Linked DNA regions of Homo sapiens: regions 1 and 2 are each linked to region 3. Evidence: read pairs that join two places in POLR2A ChIA-PET (ENCODE). Cell type or tissue: OCI-LY7. All regions are shown on one strand.

Evidence for each region. Peaks named below come from ENCODE experiments on the same cell type or tissue, not always from the same donor. Only the 100,000 strongest peaks of a DNase experiment are listed, where the experiment ranks them.
Region 1: POLR2A ChIA-PET joins it to region 3 with 5 read pairs; 3 of 35 experiments call an interaction of 5 or more read pairs at or near these places.
Region 2: POLR2A ChIA-PET joins it to region 3 with 5 read pairs; 1 of 35 experiments calls an interaction of 5 or more read pairs at or near these places.

What each region holds. Positions count from the first base shown.
Region 1 is chr1:14,942,532-14,946,531 of GRCh38, reverse strand. All of the region lies in intron 1 of KAZN (kazrin, periplakin interacting protein), which reads right to left. Among named protein-coding and RNA genes, the nearest start is that of TMEM51-AS1, 210 kb to the left of the region's middle. RefSeq lists an enhancer at 1,906-2,501. In OCI-LY7, no CTCF peak of the experiment used is centred here; no DNase peak of the experiment used is centred here.
Region 2 is chr1:14,880,546-14,884,545 of GRCh38, reverse strand. All of the region lies in intron 1 of KAZN (kazrin, periplakin interacting protein), which reads right to left. Among named protein-coding and RNA genes, the nearest start is that of TMEM51-AS1, 270 kb to the left of the region's middle. RefSeq lists enhancers at 2,549-2,608, 2,619-2,668. In OCI-LY7, no CTCF peak of the experiment used is centred here; a DNase peak (open chromatin) is centred at 2,375; H3K4me3 peaks cover 965 bases; H3K27ac peaks cover 1,354 bases.
Region 3 is chr1:14,737,307-14,741,306 of GRCh38, reverse strand. The region is part of intron 1 of KAZN (kazrin, periplakin interacting protein); the gene reads right to left. Among named protein-coding and RNA genes, the nearest start is that of KAZN, 140 kb to the right of the region's middle. In OCI-LY7, no CTCF peak of the experiment used is centred here; DNase peaks (open chromatin) are centred at 1,666, 2,896 and 3,556; H3K4me3 peaks cover 1,988 bases; H3K27ac peaks cover 3,146 bases.

The DNA of each region.
Region 1 (4,000 bases), 210 kb before region 3:
CCCTGTCTCTACTATAAATACAAAAAATTAGCCAAGCGTGGTGGCAGGCGCCTGTAGCCCCAGTGACTCGGGAGGCTGAGGCAGGAGAATGGCGTGAACCCGGGAGGCAGAGGTTGTAGTGAGCTGAGATTGTGCCACTGCACTCCAGCCTGGGCAACAGAGCGAGACTCCATCTCAAAAAAAAAAAAAGAGAGAATTAAAAAAAAAAAAGAGAGAGAGAATTTAAAAGAAGTCCAGACTGGGGTCTGAGCAAATGGCAAACCTGGGGACTCACTGTCTCCCATGCAGCTTCTGAAGGTACACACCTAGTGGGCGTTTCCGGCAATCACATCACCTCTACGTCCCTCCACTTCCTCACCTGTAAAATGGCCACAATGACAGTGAAGAGCAGTGGTTCTGGAACTGGATGGCCTGGTTCAAATCCTGGCTCTGTCCTTGGGTAGTTGTTTGACCCTGGCACGTCACTTCCCTGTCCTTGTGTGGAGAATGAAGATCACAATAGTATTCATCTCCCAGGGCTGCTGTGCCAATGCCTGAGGACAGATAAAAAGCCCCAGCAAGCGGCCTGGCACCCATGAGCCCTCCGTCAACACTGGCAGACAGCTGCTGATGCCATCACAGGGCATGCCTGACTCCATGGAGGCGACAGGAAAGGAGAGCAAGTCTTGGGCTCAGGCTGCCCAAGTCTTCCGGGCCGGAGCGGACACTTGCCCTTTGGTGGGAGGCTCTCGAGGCCGTGGAGCTTGAAAGTGCTGCGGGGCAGCTCACAAATCCATATAACTCACTCCCGATTACTCTCCAGCCTGCCTGAGCAGCTGCTCCAGGAAGAAATAAAATATGCTTTGCATACTTTAAATGTTTCACTTATGAAAACTGGCAGGGCTGCCTTTCTAAATTGTTTAGCAATAAAGTCACTAACGAGCAGTGTTTGAGGCTCTCCCCACCGGAGCTGGAGCCGGGCCGGGGAGCCAGCCGGGGTGGGGGGAGGGGGCAGGGAGGGAGGACAGACTGGCCGCCAGTGCGGAGACTGCTAGGGCTTCCAGAAGGCGCCATCTGGGATTTTTCAGAGGGGCACGGGGATCACATCCTGGTGTCCCGATGTGAAACTGGATCCTCCCTCTGGAAGCCAAGCCCCAAATGAGTGGGGGCAGAGGGGAGGGCCCTTCCGGCCTGGGACGTTTTCCCACACTCCAGGGCGCCCCGGTTTCCAGCCAATTGAGTTAATTGAAAAATTACCTTGGGCTGAGAAAGACCAGGACTGGGCCACGGGGGACTGCCTCACAGGAGACCCAACTCAGCCTCCAGCACTGGACTTCCACCATCTATAGCTGCGAGGCCTGCAGGGGTGCTCCTGATGCTGGGCACACATCCCCTGCAACCTCCCAGAGACCTCAGGGGTAGTTTCAGTCCTACTTGACAGATGGGGAAACTAAGGCAAAAGGGATAAGGAGCCTGCCCAAGAACAGAAAGCTAGGGAGCTGTGGGCCATGAGCCTCCGTGCAGCCTGGTGCTGTCCCCTGCGGTACTTTGTCCCAGGATGCTGTTCTGAATGTGTGGCAGGGCCACTGCGACCCCAAAACCCAACGAATGTAACTCGGAAGGAAGCCCAGAATGCAGATCAGCTGGCAGGCGGGCAAGAGGCCTCCTGCCCTGCCCAGAACAGGATGGTGCCGCCATCCGCAGAAGGCCTTGCTGCGGGCTGATATTGCTGATATTGACAAAGTGCTGAATAAAGCACTTTTCCCTCCTTCCAAGTGCTCACTTCTCTGTTTATCATCCCAGCTGCCTGGGAAGATTACAATGGTGGGTTTTATTGTCCTAAATAAAGGCCAGCCAACCCCAAGGCCCCGGGAACAGCACCATGACTCAGCTGGGTCACATAGGAGTCTGGGGTATGGGGAGGCCCAAGCCCAGTTCCCCACCTGCCCCTTGCCCCTGGCCCATCTCCCATGCACAGACACCAGGCAGTCCACACTGGAGACCGCCTCTCTGGGGCAGTTCATTCGTGTCCCCCTAGGACCCCTGCCTATTCGAAGGCGAGAGAGACCTGCAATTCCAGAATGGTCCATCCCATCTCCAGGGGCCGTGGCAGGCATGGCTTCTGAAACCAAGTAGGACACCAACGGGGGCCCCCACAGCTGTGTCTCCCCGGCATCAGGCCACAACCTTTCAGGACTAGAAATGAACACAGCTGATTAGAAAAACACCCTTACTTCACTTACAGAGTTTCAGCAGTTTAGTCTGTGAACCAAACATATAATTAAGGCACAGAAAAATGTGAGTTGCTTTTTTTTTTTTTTTTTTAGGAGGGGGAGCTGGGAGCGGGAAGAGGCAGACAAACTCAAGTCCCCGAGTTACCTTTATGTCTGAAGACAGAATTTCTTCCCCCACAAGAAAACTCGACCCTGACATAGAAGCTGCATATCCAGTGTGTGTTTTTTTGTTTTTGTTTTTTTTTGAGACAGAGTCTCTTTCTGTCACCCAGGCTGGAGTGCAGTAGTGAGATCTCAGCTCAGTACAACCTCCGCCTCCCGGGTTCAAGCGATTCTCCTGCCTCAGTCTCCCAAGTAGCTGGGATTACAGGCATGCGCCACCACGCCCGGCTAATTAGTTTGTATTTTTAGTAGAGACAGGGTTTCACCATGTTGGTCAGGCTGGTCTCAAACTCCTGACCTCAGGTGATCCGCCCGCCTCAGCCTCCCAAAGTGGTGGGATTACAGGCGTGAGCCACTGTGCCCGGCTCAACTTTTGGTTTTGACACTCACTGAGCACCTCGCCTGAGAGGCGATGCCGTCTAAGCAGCTAGAAACACATCTCCAAGCAAGGCATCCCAGCCACTTACTAACCAAGTGATCTTGAGCAGGTCACCTCACCTCTCCGTGACTCAGTTCTCTCATCTGTAAAATGGGAGTGATTGCTGTAGGGATTAATTGGGGGTCTATACCATAAAAGAACATTGCTGGGCACACGGCAAGTACTACATACATTTTGGTTATTATTTTCCCTCCTGCTCCTCCCTCAAGAACCACACTGCCTTCTCGTTGTGAGACCAGCCCTTGCCAGGAAGCATTGTCCTGGGTCCCCAGAGACTTCTGGAATCTCTGATGTAAATCCTCAGGTAGAACATTCTTTGCTGAGAGGTCTCCGGAGTAGGCTCTCCAGCAGCTGGCGGGGGGTGACTGCTGAGGAAGTGATCCTGCAATCCTAATCTGGAGGCTTGGGCACTATTCTGCTGCTGTCCCCTCTGGCTTTCTCTGGTTTCTGGACTGAAAAAGGTAGAGACGGAACTTTAATTCTTGCTCTGAGTGGCCTCTGACTTCCCACCAAATGTTTCCCCGTCTGTCTGGCTAGCTCTGCCCACAATTCACAAAGGTCAAACGCTGTTTCCACTCTGCATGCCGCCTCTAAGGAGAGCAGAGGAGAAAACTATTCGAAAAATGTAAATTAAAAAAAAAAAAAAACCCAAGGCTCTCCTCCCCAACACACACACACACACACACACACACACACACACACACACACACCACACACACACACACGCAGCTCACATCCAGTTCAACATAACACAAGACCACAACAAGCAGGAAGACAGAAGGGCGATGCCGAATTTTCACCAGTGGTGACCAGCTCCAGGCCTGCCTTTCTTAGAGGATTACAGACGGCCCTGCTAACCCAGACAAGGAAATCTCTTGTACAGAGAAGCATCCTTCCAGGTCCTCCTAGACACCCTTCTGGCCAGGTATTATAAGCTGCAGCATCTGGTGCAGCCCTGACCTGTGCTCTAAGCCCAAGAAGTGCCCATTGAGCTAAAGCTAGCCCAAGGCACAAGCCCAGGGGCAAAAGCGTCCTTCCATCAAGCCAAAGACCCCCTAGGACTACAGTCTCCTGGCCAGAGGTGCTTTCATGCCAAAACATGTTTTTCCTTAAAGCCACCCTCTACCCCTCATCTCCCAGGAGAAAATGATACTGACTAGAGAAGAGTAGGTTCTAGGTTCGGCTG
Region 2 (4,000 bases), 140 kb before region 3:
TGGAGAACTTAAGAGTACATATATTCACACCAAAGCCACACAACCTATGCTTCTGTTATATGCATAGTCTTAAACACTGATTTTATTCTTTAATTCAGTGGCACGGTAGAAAATGATGTTTTTGGTGTCAATGTCCTTTGAACTTCTTTTTTCTTGAGATGGAGTCTCGCTCTGTTGCCAGGCTGGAGTGCAGTGGTGTGATCTGGGTTCACTGCAACCTCTGCCTCCCGGGTTCAAGCGATTCTCCTGCCTCAGCCTCCCGAGTAGCTGGGACTACAGGTGCCCGCCACCACACCCAGCTAATTTTTGTATTTTTAGTAGAGACGGGGTTCCACCATGTTGGCCAGGATGGTCTCGATCACCCGGCCTCGTGACCCACCCGCCTCGGCCTCCCAAAGTGCTGGGATTACAGGTGTGAGCCCCCGCGCCCGGCCTGAACTTCTTATTTATAGGCTGTGAGACCCTAGATGAGTGATGTAGTTTCTCTCAGCCTCAGTTTCTTCATCTGTGAAATGGGGAAAATATTGTCTCCCTTACTGGGATTTTGTGGGCACCTAAGAAGACACATACAGATATAAGGACCCCATTCCTGTACCCTATTCTTTCTTGCCTGCCTCTCTCTTCTGTAAAACAGACTGAGGCTGGGAGACCTAAAGGATACAATAGAGCTTCCTATCCCAAACCGTAAGGGGTGTTTGATGATTTAAAGAAAACAAGAGATTCCCAAGTAGGTAACATTCAAATAAGTGGCATGCAAGTTTCAGATTATAGTTCAGGGTTAAGGCAAAGGTAGGCCCCCTGTCTGATTCTTGCCTGGAAGGTCTTGCCTGTGTCCATGTGATGGGGATGGGCTGGCTTTGATAGGGAGGGAGAGCCCTTGAATCTCTTGAAATTAGATCCAATATTGTGTGCAGGTACATTATTCTAATAAGTTCTGCTTGATTTGATTGGGTAGGCGGGAGGTGAGGGATGATGGAGGATGGGAGGAGCGTGTGAAGATAATGCTCCCTTTGGCTGTGACCCAGGGTCTCACCTTTGAAAAAGGTGGGACAGAGGCCACCACTTCCATCCAGTCCTAAGAAAGCCTGCACCCTGCAACAGAAGAGCTCAAGAACCGCTTTTCTTTCTTTCTTTCTTTCTTTCTTTCTTTCTTTCTTTCTTTCTTTCTTTCTTTCTTTCTTTCTTTCTTTTCTTTCTTTCTTTCTCTCTCTCTCTCTCTCTCTCTCTTTCTTTCTTTCTTTCTTTCTTTTGAGATGGAGTTTCGCTTTTCTTGCCCAGGCTGGAGGGCAATGGAGTGATCTTGGCTCACCGCAACCTCCGCCTCCTGGGTTCAAGTGATTCTCCTGCCTCAGCCTCCTGAGTAACTGGGATTACAGGCATGTGCCATCACGCCCAGCTAATTTTGTATTTTTAGTAGAGATGGGGTTTCTCCATGTTGGTCAGGCTGGTCTCGAACTCCCGACCTCAGGTGATCCACCCACCTCAGCCTCCCAAAGTGCTGGGATTACAGGTATGAGCCACCGTGCCCGGCCAAGAACCACTTTTTGAGTTACCCATGAGTGGTTAAGGAGCAGCTCTGGAGAGAGATGTCTGAATTTGACTTCTAGCTCCCTATTTATTCCTCAAATGAACTTTGACAAATCTCTTCACCTTTCCACACCTTGGTGTCCTCATCTGTCTAAGGAGGATGATGTCAGTCCCTACTTTACAGGGGTTATTATGAGACTTAAATGAAATAATCCATGGAAAGGTCTTAGAACAGCATCTGGAAGTTTCTAGATGCTCCATAAATGCCAATGAACTTTTAAAACTGTGCTATAATTGCTTTTAGTTTTGCAAGCATTCCGTCTAGCCCTCCACGTGCAGGGAGAAGAAGGGAGGAGCTGTAAGTGATGCTTTAACCTTCCCTTGGTTCCTCAGAGCCAGCACTTCCCTTAGCACTGATTCTTTCACTCCAGCATCTGAAGATCTGGACTGATGGGAAATACCAGGTCTATAACAGAAGCCCTCCTTTATCAAAACCAACCATATGCCTGACCTCGAGCAGGGTGATTTCCACGCATCATTTCACAGCCCCCAAATGGACCAGTCCCCCTACTACAGACAAGGAAACCGAGGCCAAGAGAGATTAAACAACTTGCCCCAGGTGAGAAGCTAACACATGGAAGAGTCTTTAGGGCTGAAGCTTCAATGTTACTGCCGCTGAGTCATTTAAAATAGTCCTGGCTAAAGCATATCTAGCAAAACTTCAGCTTCTTCTAGGAGGGAAAAAAGTTTGTTTGGAATCTCTGAAGTTTAGCTGAGTGCATGCTGAGCTCACGCTCTAACAACCCTGAATTTGCATGAGATAACAACACTTCCTGTTCAGTTATGAAAAACTGTAGGGCAAGGCGAGAGGATGAGCCAGTCTCTGGCTACTCACAGTGTGATCCCCAGACCAGCAGCATGGGTCTTACCTGGGACTCGCTAGCAAGGCAGAATCCCAGGTCCCACGCCAGAGCTACTGAATCAGAATTCAGTAGCCCTAAGGACTCAACAGGTATTTACAGAGTACCAGCTTCAGAGGCAGCTTAGAGTGGACCTGAGAGACACACAGGAGGAGTAGAGAACAGGCCTTTCCCCGGAGGAGCTTACAGTGAGTTCAGAAGAGAAGAGAAAGCTGCCACCACCATAGCCAGCAGCACCTACATTTGTGAATCCAAATCTCATTTAAACAACCATACACAGAAAATAGTAATCTTATCCCCAGTATAAGGATGCAGAAACAAGTTCAGAGGGAGCAAATCGATTCAAAATGGTTCATATGAGGTCTTCTGGCTGGGAAGTGGTCGAGCAGAAACTTGATTCCAGGTGATTTGACACCAGAACCTGTACCTGAACCCACCATGTGGTGCCCTGAAATAATCTCAGACATGAGACTGTAAGTTCCTAGAGGCAGGGACCAGCTCTGCTTGGCTCACCACTGTATTCCCAGGGCTGAGGACAGTGCCTAGCACATAATCAGTATTCTATAAACACTTGCGGATGAAGAGATACATGAACAAATGGAAGATTCGGCAAGATGGCAGACAGTTCCAATGGTACGGGTCACAGAAAGTTTATTTCCTGCCCTCTAGTCCTTCTTGTGCCTTAGTAGCCTCAAATGATTTCCACTTCTCTTCCTCACCCCACCAGGCTGGCATTTCACATGCCAATGGCATTTGTTACTGCCTGTTTCTGCACCTACCAGTTTTGACAAGGGTTGGGAAGTGGTTTGCTGGGACATTATCTGACCTGTCACCCTGCTGGATTTTCTGGTCCAACTGGAAACACCCTGCTTATCATGCGAGAATTTACTTTCAGGGGTGTTCAGCCTAACCTGACTGAGCACAATCTGTGGAGCACTGGCCATGAGTAACTCCAGGAACACAGCTTTGCTGGATATTGGGAAAGAGCAATTTGGCTGTGAGCTCAGTTACCGCATGCTCCAAGAATGGATCCTGTGCCCACAGCACTTCACAGAGGCCTCAGGAGCACAAGGCATGCTGGACTGTCATTCGTTTTCTTACCTCATTGTTTTCCCCATGTTAACTGGAGGCTATTCACCGGCAAAGAGTTATCTTGCTGCTGCTCAACCCTCAGCACGAGCCTAGCAACTGGTATAAATCATATTCCACTGGGACAGGCATGTGTCTACTCTGACCAGTATAGGACAGCAGATGTGATGCCATGTGACTTCCAAGGTCAGGTCATCAAAGGCCTGCAGTTTCTGGTTGGTTCCCTTGGAAAGCTCTCTCCTGGAATGCACAAATCTATGCTCTAAGAAGTCCAGGTCACAGGGAGAAGCCACAAGCAGGCAGTCCAGTTGGCAGTCCCAGCTGAGCCCAGCCTTTGGGTCAACAGCCCACTTATTTAGACGAGTGAAGTCATCATCTTGGAAGAGGAACTTCCAGCCCAGCAGGAGCCTCTGGGTCCGGTGCCCAGCTATTTGAGTCACCCCCAACCATTTGATTCCTCCCAG
Region 3 (4,000 bases):
TGAGCAACTGTGTGCTTCAGGCATGGTGCTGGGTGCTGGGGAGGCAAAGATGGTCAAGATAGAGTTCCTCTTCTGGATTATGTCACAGGGGAGAAAGACAAGTCCATTTATTCATGCACGCATTTAAAAGTGAAGCACCAATCATATTCAGGCCTCGGATGCAGAGCAAATAAACGACCCGCTCCAGCAACTTGGGACAAGTGCTTGGTCAGCACACAGGACCTCCATGGTAGCACAAGGGAGAGAGTGAGGGCATGATCCTGCCCCAGCTGCCTGGAGGCTGCACCCCCAGAGAAGCATGTTCAAAGCACAGAGCTCCTTCCCACTCCCCTCCAGGTCTGTGAACAGAGGGCAGGACCTGCCACCCCCACAGGCACCATGGAGGGAAAGTGTCTGTCATTCCCCAGGAAACGATAAAACTGAATTTCCAAATGCCCTGTTATTCCTACAGTTAGTAATTGGAATCCCCAAAGCCCAGCAAAGGTGGAATCTTTCCTGTTTGGGGGCTGGCAAGAAGGAGGGCTAAAGGAATTCCAGGCAAAGGAAGGAGAATGAACAAAGAGCAAGAAATCAAGAGACCCTCTTGATCCCAGGAATGGCCCAAGGTGCAGCTCAGAATCACAGCAGTAGAAACCTGAGATGGGAGTGCGGGCGGCCAGAGCGGGAGAGGTCTGTGGGGCTCAAACCACGCCAAGGAGACAGGAGCTATAGAGGGATTTAAAGAAGGAGAACCATACAATGTAATTCATTTTTTTGGGGGGGCGGAGGCAGAGGATAGGATGGAATTGGGGTGGGCGAGACTTTTAGCAAGGCAGCAGTTGGCAGCTGTCATAATCCAGAGAAGAGAAGTGGGCACATATAATAGTGAAGAGGAGACAAGGACCAAAGGTGCTAAAGGAAAAAGCATCATAGTTTGTGCATGGGACTGGATGTCAGGATGACATTTGACTGGAAGTCAAATTCCACTCCCTCCACCAAGTTTTCTCTGCATCGGTTTAGAGGCGTCCTGCCCAGAAACACAGCCTGTGCATCTGGGATTGCAGCTCCCCGCACAGCACGGTGTCTCTGGAGCTCTTACGTGTCATACCACGGTTGGTTCCCTGAGCTCCAGGGATGTCTAAGCCACAGCTGCCTGTGGAGGGACCAATTTGCCTCCTAGGGGCTGCAGGGTATTTGCCACAGCCCCAGCACACACTCGGCTTGGGTCTGATCCACAAAAACCCCGCTTTGCAAGGCAGATGGTCCCTTGTTGACTGCAGATGTATCCAGGTGCCTCCTAGAAAGGAAAGGACTCCTTCTTTCCCCCGTTCTCAACTGCTCAGCAAATGCCCCAATAAACCAGAGCCAAAAGGATTCAGGGTGACATTTCCCACTGAAGAATTGCTCTGAATCACGAAAATAATTCTCCTTTCTGCTTGTAGAAATCCCAGAGCAGATACAAACCCTCCTGAAGGGTGCAGATGAATTCCTCGCAGGCTCTCTGTTTGCACGTGGGCAGACAGATCAACATTTTTTTATTCTAAGTGAGGAAATTCGAAGCTTTCCACTTTTTTTGAATCCGTCATTCCTTTGGCTGGGCTGACTTGACCCGTTACCACAGTTAGTTCTCCAGTTTGAACTTCAAACAATACAAAAAAAAAAGGGGAAGTTGGTGGTGTGAAGACTTCTCGTCATGTGAAACGTCTTGAAAGCGTCCTCAAGTGAGAAAATGACATCCCTCCCTTCATCAGCCTAGCCTGAGAATGGTTCCTTAGAATTTCCCCACCCGGCCAAGGGGAGGAAACACTTGAGCTTATGAAGGAGTTTTGGGCATCAAAGGGCTTTTAGGAGGTGCGAAGTTATCACACGAACAGGAGGATTTTCCCCCACAGGAATGGAAATCCACCACAGGACACTGCCCGTCTCTTGCTTGTACTTCCGATGCCAGCACCTAATAAAGCTGGGGTATGGGGTAGCAGCCAGAGGCCATCCACTCCAATAGCTTCTCACTTCACACAGTCCCGGATTTAAAATTTGGCTTGACAATGGAAACCATTTGTGACTTAAATCTGCATATCTGGCACAGCATCGATTAAAAAGAACATGGCTTTTAACGCTAGATGGGCTTAGTGTTTTGTTTGTTTTGTTTTGAGACAAAGTCTCACTCTGTTGCCCATGCTGGAGTGCCGTGGTGCAATCATAGCTCACTGCAACCTCAACTCTTGGGCTCAAGTGATCCCCCTACCTCAGCCTCCTGAGGACTCCTGGGACCACAGGTGTATACCACCATGCCCAACTAATTTTTATTTTTATTTTTAATAGAGATGAGGTTTCACTAGGTTGCCCAGGTTGGTCTTGAATCCATGGCCCCAAGCAATCCTCCTGCCTTGGCCTCCCACCGTGCTGGGATTACAGACATGAGCCATTGCACTTGACCAGACGGGTCTAGTTTTCAACTCAGACTCTGCCCTCTACTTGCTGTGTGGCCTTCAGCAAGTTGCTTAACCTCTCTGAGGTTCAGTTTCCTGTCCTGTAAAATGTGAATCGTCATCCTCACTTCACGGGGATTTTTTTAACGAAAAAAATCCAGTACATAAACCTCTTTGATGGAAGAATGAGCCTTCATACGTGAAGGACCTTGTACACAGTTCCCGGGGCCTCAGTAACGCTCTAAACATTACCTGCCTGGACTTACCTCTCTTCTCCTGAAGCTCATTAGAAGTGCATAAAGTCTGAGCTCAATCAACTCCGGTGGTCAGAAAGCCAGGAGAAGCCTCTTTGCCTCCCTGAATGAACAGCCACAGGTTTATGATTTATTTGCTGATTAATTGGATGCTTGGAGACAATTCCATTTCAATTACCTTATTGGCATGACGAGATATACAAGGGCTGCCAATGTCAATACATTAAGACTGAGTGTGCTGGAGCAGCAGCCAGGGTTCAGGGCACTGCTGTGTCATCTGCGCCACGGTGCACAAAGGCAGCTTCAAAAGCATTTCAGCATGATCGCTTCCCTCTCTCCGCTCCTGGGGAGAGAAGGATCCTGCACACCACAGGCAAATCATGCTGAAATTGAGGTGGTGCCTTTGGGACTCCCATCCCATCACAGTCTTGGGATTCTCTAGCTGAGATCTACTAGAGCCTGTGGAAGCAAGAATGGTCATTTATCACATGGAGCTGGGTGCATGGTGTGGGGCCCAAGGGAGAAAGGGTAGCCCCTGCCACTCGAGTACCAGAAACCAGAAATTGTGCTGGACTGAAGGGCAGTAGGTAGAATTCTAAACCCCCAAGATTTCCTCTCCTGGTGTACCCACTTTGAGTGCATGCAGAACCTGTGAATGTGATGGGATTTCGCTTCTATTCTTACATTACCACTGTTGACTTTGAGCTCTTTATTTAAAAAAAGCATCCAGGTGGGCCTGACCTAATCAGGTGAGTCCTTAAAAGAGCCGGGGCCCTGCCTAGGAGATTGGCAGCCCAAGAGCTGATGGAGAGGCCCATGTGTCAAGGAACTGCAGGCAGCCTCCAGGAACTTAGAGCAGCACCTGGCAAACAGCCATCAAGAGAACAGTGGCCTCAGTCTTACAGCTGCAAAGAACAGATTTCCATCAATAACCACATGAGCTCGAAAGAGGACCTGGAGTTACAGAAGAAATGCAGCTCAGCCAGCACCTGATTTCTGCCCCGTGAGTCCCTGAGCAGAGAGCCCAGTTCAGCCATGGCCAGACTTCTGAACTCCAGAAGCTGCGAGGTAATACGTGTCTGTCCTCATAAGCTGCCCAGTGTGCAGTAACTGGTTACACAGCAGTTGATAACAGATGCACAAAGTGACTGCATCACTGTTCTCCCAACCCCTCTCCCCTTAGAGCCTTGTGGTTTCTGTGCCTGCTTCTCCCTGTATATCTGCTTTTCTGCTCTTTTCCTGGAAGCTGGATCTCTTTACTTCTCTGTGCATACCGTGGAGGATCCCTGAATGGATCCACCCATTCGAAAACCATCTGCTGAGTGGCAAATTCTACAC